4 separate regions of the Homo sapiens genome follow, and regions 2, 3 and 4 are each linked to region 1. The links are chromatin contacts, found by Hi-C or POLR2A ChIA-PET in ENCODE. All regions are on one chromosome and are shown on one strand. Each heading gives the region's core, a stretch centred on a gene start or an enhancer-like site at or near the end of the contact. The rest is flanking DNA. Distances are from core to core; before and after follow the strand shown.

What was found. A loop is a pair of places that touch in the nucleus more often than their neighbours do. ChIA-PET counts read pairs that join two places held with the same protein, here RNA polymerase II (POLR2A). Pooled maps may share reads with other maps.
Region 2: a map of CD4-positive, alpha-beta T cell shows a loop between it and region 1 (28-fold over the local background). The contact joins the promoter of SPCS3 here to the promoter of CBR4-DT in region 1. A Hi-C loop is called at or near these places in 2 of 168 maps with a recorded cell type or tissue (CD4-positive, alpha-beta T cell and CD4-positive, alpha-beta memory T cell) and 6 of 50 pooled maps.
Region 3: a loop to region 1 is called in a map of B cell, with 40 times the contacts of the local background. The contact joins the promoter of TMA16 here to the promoter of CBR4-DT in region 1. A Hi-C loop is called at or near these places in 1 of 168 maps with a recorded cell type or tissue (B cell) and 7 of 50 pooled maps. POLR2A ChIA-PET finds 5 or more read pairs at or near these places in 2 of 52 experiments (AG04449 and CD8-positive, alpha-beta memory T cell).
Region 4: a loop to region 1 is called in a pooled map, with 3 times the contacts of the local background. The contact joins the enhancer-like site here to the promoter of CBR4-DT in region 1. A Hi-C loop is called at or near these places in 3 of 50 pooled maps.

Annotation. Positions count from the first base shown.
Region 1 is chr4:169,009,048-169,011,771 of GRCh38, reverse strand. CBR4-DT (CBR4 divergent transcript) reads right to left here and starts at 1,343. Exons shown (of 2, transcript NR_185919.1): 1 at 1,316-1,343; 2 at 712-988. CBR4 (carbonyl reductase 4) reads left to right here and starts at 1,517. Exons shown (of 5, transcript NM_032783.5): 1 at 1,517-1,824. The coding sequence starts at 1,683. RefSeq lists enhancers at 1,138-1,467, 1,567-2,516.
Region 2 is chr4:176,318,654-176,321,377 of GRCh38, reverse strand. SPCS3 (signal peptidase complex subunit 3) reads right to left here and starts at 1,412. Exons shown (of 5, transcript NM_021928.4): 1 at 1,159-1,412. The coding sequence starts at 1,301. It overlaps SPCS3-AS1 (SPCS3 antisense RNA 1), which reads left to right and starts at 868. Exons shown (of 4, transcript NR_186171.1): 1 at 868-1,233. RefSeq lists silencers at 699-778, 809-878, 999-1,118 and an enhancer at 1,101-1,601.
Region 3 is chr4:163,493,337-163,496,060 of GRCh38, reverse strand. TMA16 (translation machinery associated 16 homolog) reads right to left here and starts at 1,371. Exons shown (of 7, transcript NM_018352.3): 1 at 1,257-1,371. The coding sequence starts at 1,259. It overlaps LOC124900805 (a long non-coding RNA gene), which reads left to right and starts at 837. Exons shown (of 2, transcript XR_007058354.1): 1 at 837-899; 2 at 1,165-2,724. RefSeq lists enhancers at 795-944, 975-1,114, 578-1,480.
Region 4 is chr4:163,543,219-163,545,942 of GRCh38, reverse strand. It overlaps MARCHF1 (membrane associated ring-CH-type finger 1), which reads left to right. Exons shown (of 10, transcript NM_001394959.1): 9 at 200-347. Among named protein-coding and RNA genes, the nearest start is that of TMA16, 50 kb to the right of the region's middle. Within about 2 kb of position 1,387, at least 4 of the 41 ENCODE cell types and tissues checked have a DNase peak (open chromatin) inside an H3K27ac peak, as active enhancers do.

The DNA.
Region 1 (2,724 bases), core at 94-2,593:
AAGTCTAATAGATGCTATGAAAACAGCCTTACAATCTCTTTTTCTTTTCATGAAGCTCACTGTCTACTACAATGCTTAGTGTGCCATTTAGGAGGACCTATGAGGAGGGAGTTTTGCTCAGGCTTCTCTGCTGCATAACCAGGAGGCTGATTTCTTACAGAAATTACCACTTGTAATTATATTTCCTTTGTTGCTTTCGCTGGCAGGAAACTCTAAGTTTATGAATCTCTTCTTTAATACTAAATAGATTCTTATAGCATGACTTTATTCGTATTTTTTCCACTGACCTAATTTATTGTTCTGGCCTTGTGGGAGAAGGGGCAGTGGTCCTCTTTGCCTTTTAAATTCAAATACTCATGTATTTTTGCAAACCATTTCAAATCTTTTTTTGGATCTAAATGGAATAGGAATAACAAATTTAAATTAATGCTCAACTTGCTTATTTATAGACTTTTTGCTCTTGTTTTCCTTTTTTCAAACCTCATCCAGCCCTCAAATCCAGCTTTTCCATGCACCCCTTCATTCTTCACTGATCTCCATTTTCTCGGAGCTCTTGTGTTAATATAATTTTGCATTTTACTAAGTATGATTTTGGATACCTCCTAGTGTTTCATGTGTATTAGTCCTGTAGTTCTGGGTTGTAGTTTTTTTAGTGGTAGGGACCATGGCTCATACTTTTCTGAATCTAGTAAAATAATATTGTATCAGAAATGCTTTCTGTTTACACTATAATTGTAACAAACATTGAATTTTTTAGCTTATTAACTCTCAGAGCACCCAGTACATCTTATTTAGAATTGCAGGAACCCATTTTTGTTTCTCTACAGCAGCCGAAGCTTGTTTCATAGATCTTGCAAGACTATTCAATCATTCAGTTAAAATTCCTTGACCTCCTGCTGGATGATGTTCGACAGGGCATTCATCTTCACGACACCCTTCGCGATGAATGGTAACATCTGGGCGGGTAGAGGTCCATTTCTACAGCAACCTGGGGGAGGAACAGGTAGGGTAGGTTTTGGTGTGGGTGCGATTCTTGGGGACTTCTTCAACAGGTAGGACATCAAGTCTGTAGCCAAAACAACACCTGGGCGAAGGGCAAATACCGGAGCCCCGACCGGCTCACGCCCAGTAATGCTTTCTCTGGGTTCTAACTACGTGATCAGGTCGTCTTGGTTTGCCAGGGAAAGCCCAGCGTCTTGACAACCCTGTCAGTTCCGAACAAACCGGGTCGATTGGTCACCGGGGCTCGAATCCCGACTGATATGACCCAGCGGGGACAGAGGATCCCCCTCAGTGCCACAAGTACATTCCCCACCGAGCAGCGCGCCTGCGCCAGTTGCTCTCATGCGTCAAGACTACAGGTCCCAGCAAGCATCGAGGCCCTCTCCAGGCCATTCTTCCGCCGGCGGGGAGCTCTCGTCGGCGTATTTGTTAGGTGTGGCGCGGAAGAGTCCGTGCGTGATGACGTCGACGCGGCGACGTCGAGCTCTTCCTCCTTTTCACGGCGTCTTGCATTACTATTGTGCGGCTGCAGGAGGTGTCGAGCGGCGTTATTTTTTTTTGCGGTTTGCCTTTTTTTTTCTTTTTTTTTTTTTTGGAACCGCGGTTGTTTAAAAGCCTGAGGGAACCTGGAGAGGGGCTCCCACTCCCTACCCTCTTTCCTCCGAGTTTGTGACTCCGAGATGGACAAAGTGTGTGCTGTTTTTGGAGGCTCCCGAGGCATTGGCAGAGCTGTGGCCCAGTTAATGGCCCGGAAAGGCTACCGACTGGCGGTCATTGCCAGAAACCTGGAAGGGGCCAAAGCCGCCGCCGGTGACCTCGGCGGTAGGTACCAAACTGGAGTTGTCCAGTTGTATGGCCGCGGTCCAGGCGCCTAAAGAAAATCTCCTTTGTAAAAAGAGCGGGTCTGGCCTTTAGGGCTCTAGGGTTACTCGATGTAGCCGCGTGCAGGCGCTCTCCCGTTCCAAGGGTAGAATGCGTCTCGTGCAGAAACCCGCGATCTCCCTATGCCTCGCAGAATGCCGGCCACGCAGCTTGCCGCCGAGGGCTGAACACTTGGGGTGTTCTTTGAGACCTCGTAGTCTTTTGAGGCCCCGCTATACGCACCCTCCGCCCTGCGGCTAGTGCTAACGCTGAGGAGCTTCCCTGTTGTGGGAGAGAGCCACGTAACAGTTTACTTTTAATGTAGGGAAAAGGGCGAGTTCTCGGCCCCCGGAGACAGGGCTGGGTCGAAAGGAGTTCAGGCAGGAAAGGTGGGAGTGCAGGTACCAACGGCTCCCTTCAGTTTTGCCCAAGGGCCGTGCCTTGGCCCTGCGCGAATGCACAAAGCAGTGTTTGATAGAGAAACCCTTTTGAGTACCAGCCAGTTTTGAGATATACCTGGTTTGCTTTAATGTTATTAAATTGTTTTGGTGAGTTTTGCAAATGGACAATTGAACTTTGTTCTGCCAAATTCTTTTTTATTGCATTTAAACTTCAGGGTTTTTTATTTCCGGCTTATTATGAATGGATTAGTCATTTTGTGAATATAACTCTTCATTGAGTTTAGGGAGAAATAGGACGTTAGATCCGAAGATGCTATTTGTTTAATCACCAGAATGGACAAAATTATACTTCATTTACTATCAGGGAGGCATGGGGAGAATAGAGGCCTAGGGGTGCGTCTTGTGGCTCTTACTGTTTTTGTGTATCTGGTTTTTTTTTTTTTTTTTTGAGAGGGCTTCC
Region 2 (2,724 bases), core at 163-2,662, 7.3 Mb before region 1:
TATTACTTCCATCTTAAACAAAAAGAAATTAAGGCCCAGAATGGTAAGAAAACTTGCTCAAGACAACAACAGCTAACATCTGTTCAGTGTTTAATATGCACCAAGCTCTTCTAACCCTCACAGGGCTGACAATGGCAGTGCTGATGTCCACCCCAGGTCTATTCGAACAATATCTAACAAACATCAGTACAGTAATTTAAAAAAAAAAAAAAAAGGTGGGGGGAGAAGGCTCGCTATTTGATAACTGGCTTCTTGGCGATTCTGACAAAGAAATAAACTAAGGTTAAAGAACTTGTGTAAGACGGAAATAGAGTAGAAGGGTATGAGAACAAGAGATGGAAAAATACGACGATTAAAGACAAAAGTGCCAGAGAATAAAATCAAGGACAAAATAGGCAATAGCGAAATGGCACTGTCATTTCGAACTGCATTTTTTGGCGTTTTCGCAGACTTCTTCAAGTGGTTGGCAAAAGAAAAAGAAATAAAGAAACCCAACAAAACAAAAATCTCGCTGTATCAGAAGGCTAAGATGCTTAATTCTCTCAGTGCCCAACATCTCTGGCCAACTTCAAAGCAGCTCCAACTGTTTACTGCCTTCTGAAGGTGCAAAGGCAACAACTGTAAAGGGAATGTCAAACAGGGCAAACTCGGGTGATGAATGACACAAAGACAACCCCGTCCTGTGGCCTCCAGAGCCGCCAGGAAACCCCACGGAAGCCCGACCCAGAGCGCGGCGGCAGCGCCTGGAGGGCCTCGCATGCGGACCACGAGCGGCACCGGACGCGCGGGAGGCGCCAGCCCAGGCGGGCGGCGGCGCCGGCTCTGCTGTTGTGTTGCTCCCTCATTGGCCAGGCGTGGGTGGAGGGAAGTGAGGAACAGGAAGCAAGCGGAGGCACCGACCTGAGGAACGCTCAAAATTAAAATTTAAGAGCAAGCCCGGGAATTTACGGTGGAGGGGTGCAAGTTCCGAGGGGACGCCGGAAAAGCCTGCGACGTCCACCCCTGACGACCGCCCTCGGGGGCGAACTGCCGCTCAGGAGGGCGATCCGGACGCCCTGCCCGCGGCCCCGGCACGGCAGCCCCGGCGCGGCGGCCCGGCTTCGGCTTCCGCCCCAGCCCGGTCCCGGCGTCCTGCACCGCCGGCCCGGCCTCACTCACAGCATGATCCGCGAGACGTGCAGCCGCACCGGGACGCTCCTGTCTTTGAAGGCGGTGGTGATGAAGCAGCCGAAGGTGAGCGCCGCCATCACGCTCAGCGAGAAGGCGAACAGTGAGTTCGCCCGCGACAGCACCGTGTTCATCGCGATCGTCTCCCACGAGTCCGGACTCCACACGCACACCCAGGCTCCCGTTCCGGCGGCGGACCGGCTCCCTGCGATCCGCGCCGTCTGCGGTGCGCGCGTTCCGGGAGCGCGCGCCGCCGCAGCCCCGCCTCCTTTCCGGTCCTCCGACGCGAGCGCGCGCGCGCCCGCTTCCCGAAACACACCCACAGCGCGCACGGGGCGGCGCGGAAAGGGAGAGACTCAGCCGCGGGCCCGCCCCTCCGTCGCGGCCTAACGCCGCCACCAATCAGCGACGAGTGAGGGAGGGGCGGGGTTTGTTGTGGAAGACCCACCCCCTCCTCTTCTAAATTGCTTCTCCGACCTTTGGGTTCAGAGAATTGGGAACCGGTCGTTCGCTGTCCTTTTTCGGTTCTTTGGTCAGAGGTCTGGGACTGCGACTTCTTGATTACTTATGTACCATTTATTTTCACTTGAAACCGGCAGCAAGTTAAGGTGGTTTAGAATCTGTCCTGACGGGTGGCGTTTGGAAGCAGCACTTTACAAAACGCCTGGTCCTCTCCCTTCTTTGTCAAACCTGGTCAAAGTTAGGACTTGAGCTTTTTTTGGAGGATCTGAGGAGCAGTGGGGAGTGGGGAATTAGCCGCCCAAGTCCTTAAAGCTGTCACGTGCATCAGTATTTCCACCTCCAACGTCAGTCCAATTCCTATTAATGCTTTGCTTTGTATGGATAGCTAAAGATGTTTTAGAAGATAAGGGTTGAGGCTACCGATCCTAAGTATTTGCATTTTAACATGGTGATTTCTGATAAATAAAAGGATAACCTTTCTGGGTTCTTAGGAGCAAAGAAGATAATGGCTGCGGAATTGCTCTACAGCATAATGTATAAGAATTTCGTTGGGTCATTAATAAATAATGCAATTATTTTATCACATTTTCAATATCCTGAAGGGCATTAGGGTTCAAACCGAGCCAATCCTGACTCTGATTATACTATCTGCCAAAACCTTTGTTCCTTTCACAGCTAAGGGTTTTTATAAAAATGGATTCAGGGTCTGCTGAAATAAATTTTTTTTAAAAATTTCAGTCCATAAACCAAACAAAAATATCTGTCCTGGAATGTGATCAGGAACAAACCAGAAAACTGTGAACATCTGATCTTGATACTGGCTTATGTTGTCTCTTGTTAAGCTTTTGCTTCTTTGCATTATTCATGACCATTCAATTAATTTTTGTATAGCCATACAGGTAGGATTATTACCAAGTGCCTACCGTGTACCAGGAATAGTTCTAAGCCTTGAGAATACAGCACTAATAAGGCAGACTCCCTGCTCAAATAGAGCCAACTAATGAAAAATCGATAAAATAGAGACTAAAGAGAGATCCTTAGTTGCGTTTAAAATCTTAGTTTTTAACTTCCAGGCTGGCACAGTTTGTTAACAAA
Region 3 (2,724 bases), core at 122-2,621, 5.5 Mb after region 1:
CTTCTACTATACAGCCTGATAAAAAGTGAAGCTCTGATAGTCAAGGACAACTACAGTCAAATACCAATCTATCTCCCCAATCACTCAAACACAATGAGATGTAATTGCTTTCATATTCCACTCTGAAAAGGGGAAAAAAACTAACACTATAAAGAGTTGGAAATCCCACAAGCAAAGTGACAAGCAAACACTGAATTTACACAAATGTGTACAATCTAAAGTACAAAATATGCGTCAGCAGTGGATCAAAATAAAGCACAAAAAACTCGCGAAACAACGAAAGAACCAGACTGTAAGACAAAAATGGCATACAATGAAAAGAGAAAAAAATGAAAAGAAACAAAGAGGCCACATTGTGGACACAATATCGTAACTTCTGACCAGATTATAAACTTTTAAAATTTTGCTTTTATTAAAAATTAATTGAAAAAAATTTATAAAGCATGTTTCTATGCAAGAATTACTCTCAAGAACACAACGATTACGTAAAAAATAGGCAAGAAACAACATACTGTTTCAAAATACAAATATATGTAGTAACTATAAAGAAAAGTAGTGAAATTATAAATACAAAACTTAGATAATGTTTGCTTCTTAAGGTTTCCTGAAAGTTCAAAGAAGGTAACACAGGGCTTTCAAAGGCTATGTTTTATTTCTTAAAACTACAAAATGGGTAAACGAGAATTCCTGAAACTGTTCATCTTTACACTTGAAATGTGCTTTAGTAACACTCTTTTGTATCTACTCAGTTTTTAATAAAAACAACAAAACTGCTTCAGTGCCCTGGAGCGAATGGGGGCGTAACGGCAGGATTCAGGGCACTAACGAGAGGTGAACGGACGCCGAGGAAGAGGCGACTAAGCCCACATACTGAGTCTACCCAGGCCAGAGAGGCAGAGGTGTGTAGGGCCAGCGATCTCAGAAGTTTTGCCAAACTCCTCGATGCGTTACAATGGAAAGGTGCCGGGTTTCCCCCAGGAAGTAGTGACTAGCGAGAAGTTAGGCACAAGGCAAAGAGGAGCAAGGCGACGTGTGAGCACTTCAGCACTCGGACGCGGAACTCTAAGGTCCAGGCGTTGGGCCTGGGACTCGCCTCCCAGAGGCTTCGCCCCGCACCCCGCACACTCCCTGAAAATAAACACTTTGCATCCTCCCCTCTCCTAGGTTCCCGAAACCGCACCCTCCCTCTCTGCCTGCTCAACAAGAGCCTTCCGGGGAACCAACCGAGCGGTTCGGGGGAGCAGGAGGGGGCCCACCATGGTGACGTCCTCGTGGCCACGGAGCAGCTCCGCACTCTAGACCCAGGTAATCTCACCAACCGCAGGAGCAGCAGCTCACAAGAGCACCCGGGCCGAATCCCACGTGGCGCCTGAGAAGCCCGCGCCGACCCAACCGGAACAGGAGAGGCGAGTGCGTTTCTCTAAAGCGTCCCCGTTAACTGAGACCGCGTCTTTTTCGCCCGTGTTGGGCTTTTAAGCTCTAGCCCAACGGACAGCCAGACCTGCGTGCTCGCCGGGAGCGGCGGAAGGGAGCTTGCGGCGGGAGGCTGAACTCTGCCTGGTGCTGAGTGCGAGGCTGGGGATTGGAGCCCGGGTGGAGACGCTACACGCTTCCGGCCCCAAGAGCGGAGCTTGCCCATCTGTCCCAGAGCACGACTCCAGAGCGCAGCAACCTCTTCAGACAAGAGGTTCCCTCTTGCGGGCTCCCGCATCTCAGGGGCTGGGACCCTCTCAAAAGGGCCGCTCGGTGTTGGCTCCCCGGAGCTCTTGCACGGCACAGGCTCCTGCCCTCCGCTTTTCCACGTACTAGATTACCTTGGGCAAGTCCTTTCCTGCACTGAGTCTTTTTTTGCCCTGCCCTGCCCTGCCCTGCCCTGCCCCGCCCCGCCCCTCTTCTCTTTCCTTTCTTTTCTTTTCTTCTTTCCCTCTTTCCCGCCTTCCCTCATTCCCTCTTTCTTTCTTCCTCCCGGGTTCAAGCGATTCTCCTGCCTCAGCCTCCCGAACAGCTGGAATTACAGGCCTCCGCCACCACGCCCGGCTAATTTTTTTTTTTTTTTTTTTTTTTTGTATTTTTAGTAGAGACGGGGTTTCGCCGTGTTGGCCAGGCTGGTCTCGAACTCCTGATCTCAGGTGATCCGTCCGCCTCGGCCTCCCAAAGTGCTGAGATTACAGGCCTGAGCCACCACGCCCGGCCGAGTCTTAGTTTCTTTATCCGGAAAGGCCACTTCCTCATATTCAAGGCCTCTGCCAACCCAGTTTTTGTTTTCTTCTCACAGCATGTGAGAGTCTTTGTTTCACCCATACATGTTAGAATTCCGTAGACAATGTAATCATTCAAAAACTATTTATTGAATGCCTACTGTGTGCCTGGTACTGGGGATACTCCAACAATATCCCTCACTCAGCTCATTTTCCAGGGGATGGAGGCATGTAAAAATATTATTTCAAATAATATAAGTACTCTAATAAAAATTAGCTGGCGGGGGCATGTAGAAAAGCTGTTTTACACATGGTGGTCTCTATAAAGTCCTCTTTTAGAAGTGATAATTGAGCAGAGACCGGAATTGTAAGAGAAAACTAGGCATGGGAAGAAGCTCCAGGCAGGGTGAAGCTGGTGTGCCTTGATATGTGTGTGCAGCTGTTAACAGTTGAGGGTAGTTGGCTAGGTCCTTGGCGTTTTGAACAAATAATTGGACAAAACACACAAATAAAGCAAGGCAGCGAA
Region 4 (2,724 bases), core at 138-2,637, 5.5 Mb after region 1:
ATTTAAGTTATATGTAACTCTCTAGGTTATAATTTCATATCTCTCTAAACATGAAGACTTATTTGAATATTACAGTGTCATCTGAAATTGCAGATATTTACTGTTTTTCTTCCATTCATGATCTGTGTCTGGGAAATAAAAGAGGAGCAAAATTTCCTAGTTTGCAATTCAGTTTTGTGTCCTTCATTTCTGATTGCAGTGGGAGAAACTACAGATGACCACAAGTGAAAGGAGGAAAATATTCTGCTCTGTCACATTCCACGTAATCGCGATCACCTGTGTGGTTTGGTCTTTGTATGTATTGATAGACCGGACAGCGGAGGAAATCAAGCAAGGCAATGACAATGGTAAGAGCACATCTTTCTTCTTACCCTCTTGGATCCTAAAGACAATACTCAGAGGTGGATAGGGAAGTTATTTCCCCAGGTTAGGCCTTCATCATGTATGATACACTAGAAAAGCTAGTATTTGCTATTGATTCTTCCCTAATCATGTTATTGATTAAAATACTCTGATTAAAAAGCATTAACTATATGGAGTCCCAAGCTGAGATGTGAAATTCATCAAATCCATATAAAACTTAGTGGCAGTTACACACAAATGGCACACACCACTTCGGGCTTTTTGGGAACTGAATAAGGATCAAGTTCTGCCTGATGTGAAAAGGCAAATGGCTGTAAAAATGAAGGTTTCTCATTTTATTTAATTCACTCTAGTCATCTCTCCTTTAAAGCATGAAGGAGATGGCATTCCAGTAGAGAATGTGTTATAGCTCTTTAGTTAGTACTATATAGTTTGATAGAGTGGGTTAGCACCATGGTTTGACATTTTAGCCATGCGAAGTTTGATTGTGAAGGATGGTGTCAAGTCTGCAAAGAAAAATGTTTCTAAATCAGTAAGGCATATTCTCACATTAAAATGGGTAAGTCACTTAAAACAGAAACAAAAAGAGAAAGCACAATGTCTATAAAATATTATTTTCATGTGTGAAAGGACCCAGTTCTGTTTCTCATTGGGCCCTATAAGTTTTCATACCTTATCCAGCCTAAATCGTTGGTGGTAAAACAGTGAGAAACATCCCCACACTCCCGCAGGAAACAGTATTTAACCACTGATGCCTCTAGAAAAGACATTGTTCAGATAGTAACATTTTGAGTTTGTAATGTTGTGAAAAATGTTTGCACATCCCTACACCCAGAGAAAAAATGGAAGAAAATGAAAGAACAAAAAAAGAGAGGAGGTAAGAAAAATATAAATAAGGAGGAGATTAAAACACAGAAAGGTTGGTTACTTCTGCATTTCTGCGTGGGGATTCATAAACACAGAAGGGGAGGCTCCATTCTCACACTCGCCCTCTAGGTGGCAGCAGCACACGCCAGCGTGCACCGCCCTGAGCATTTCAAAAAGCCGAAAGGGGCTGCGGGGATAAAGGGAAGGCCAGGACCCACGATAGGAATTGTGGATGGGGTTTCTGTGCGTCAAAGAGGGGATGGTGACAGCGTTCCAGGTGCCACTGTCCTTTTCTGGAAGAAAATGAAAGCACTACCGTGTCGAGTCTAAATGCTAGAAAAACAGTTAGGATGGGGTTTTGTGGGTTGTTTTTATGTGTTTATTTATTCCATATTAACTCATTTACATACCATTAATATCAAACTACATTGTTTGCAACTACATTATGTACTGTTTCAGAGAGTCTTGATTTTAAAATGTCACATTACATCCTTATTAAATAAGTTCCCTGAGGGTAGAACTTTCTTTTTCTTTTTTAAATCCAATGTCCTCTCTTGATATAGGTACTGGCCCAAGTAACAAACAGTGTGCTGTACATCCTGCAGTCGCATATGGATGGAAAAACAAAAAGGCATCCCCACCTCGCTTCACCCAATGTCTTACCCTAGAACTCTAGTGTTTTCCTAGCAATCAAGGGCAGACATGATACCCTTAGATTAGATGACACATTTAGAGCTCAGCATTTGAGAACCACAAATTTCCTCCAGGTAATGTAGTCTCTCCCCTCTCCCAGTGGTCACCCTCACTTGGCCTCTTTGTAGTAAACTGCAGAGCTCTTCTCCTCCAGCTACATGAGAAGGAAAGAAAATTAAGAGCCCTTCTCGTAGATGTAAGAAGAGGAAGCAATCTCACGTCATGTATACATAGACCCTCATAGACACCCATAAGAAAACCCCTCTCTTACATTTATTTTATCCAACCACATTTCTAAGACATGTGACTGAATAGCAATCATTTACCCTACAATGAACACGATGGTCTCAACTTCAGCCACAAAAATATCTCCAAAAACCAAGAAACTCATGGCTCCATGCTTTCTTCCATTTTTCTGTCTCCTTGCTCATTCTGTAGGCCCCCGCTGATAACTTCCCAAATTCATTTCCCACTCCTACTGTACTCCAACCCATACATCCACCTATCTTCTGAATGATTGTTTGAAAGTCTCAGCGTGTCGCAATGCATAATCCCCTACCACTTCTCACTCTAACACCTGTGGGAACGGCACCACTAACATCTAGTAGCCAAACCCAGATACACAGCTTTCACTCTGATCTCCTTCCTCTTCTACCTTAAATCAATCACCAAATCCTATTCACTCTGTCTCGAATGCCTCTGGAATCTGTCCATTTCTTTCCTTCCCTATGGCTACCATCCATGTGGAAACTATCATATTTTTAACTTGAAAACTGCAGAAGCTTCTTGACTAGACTTTCT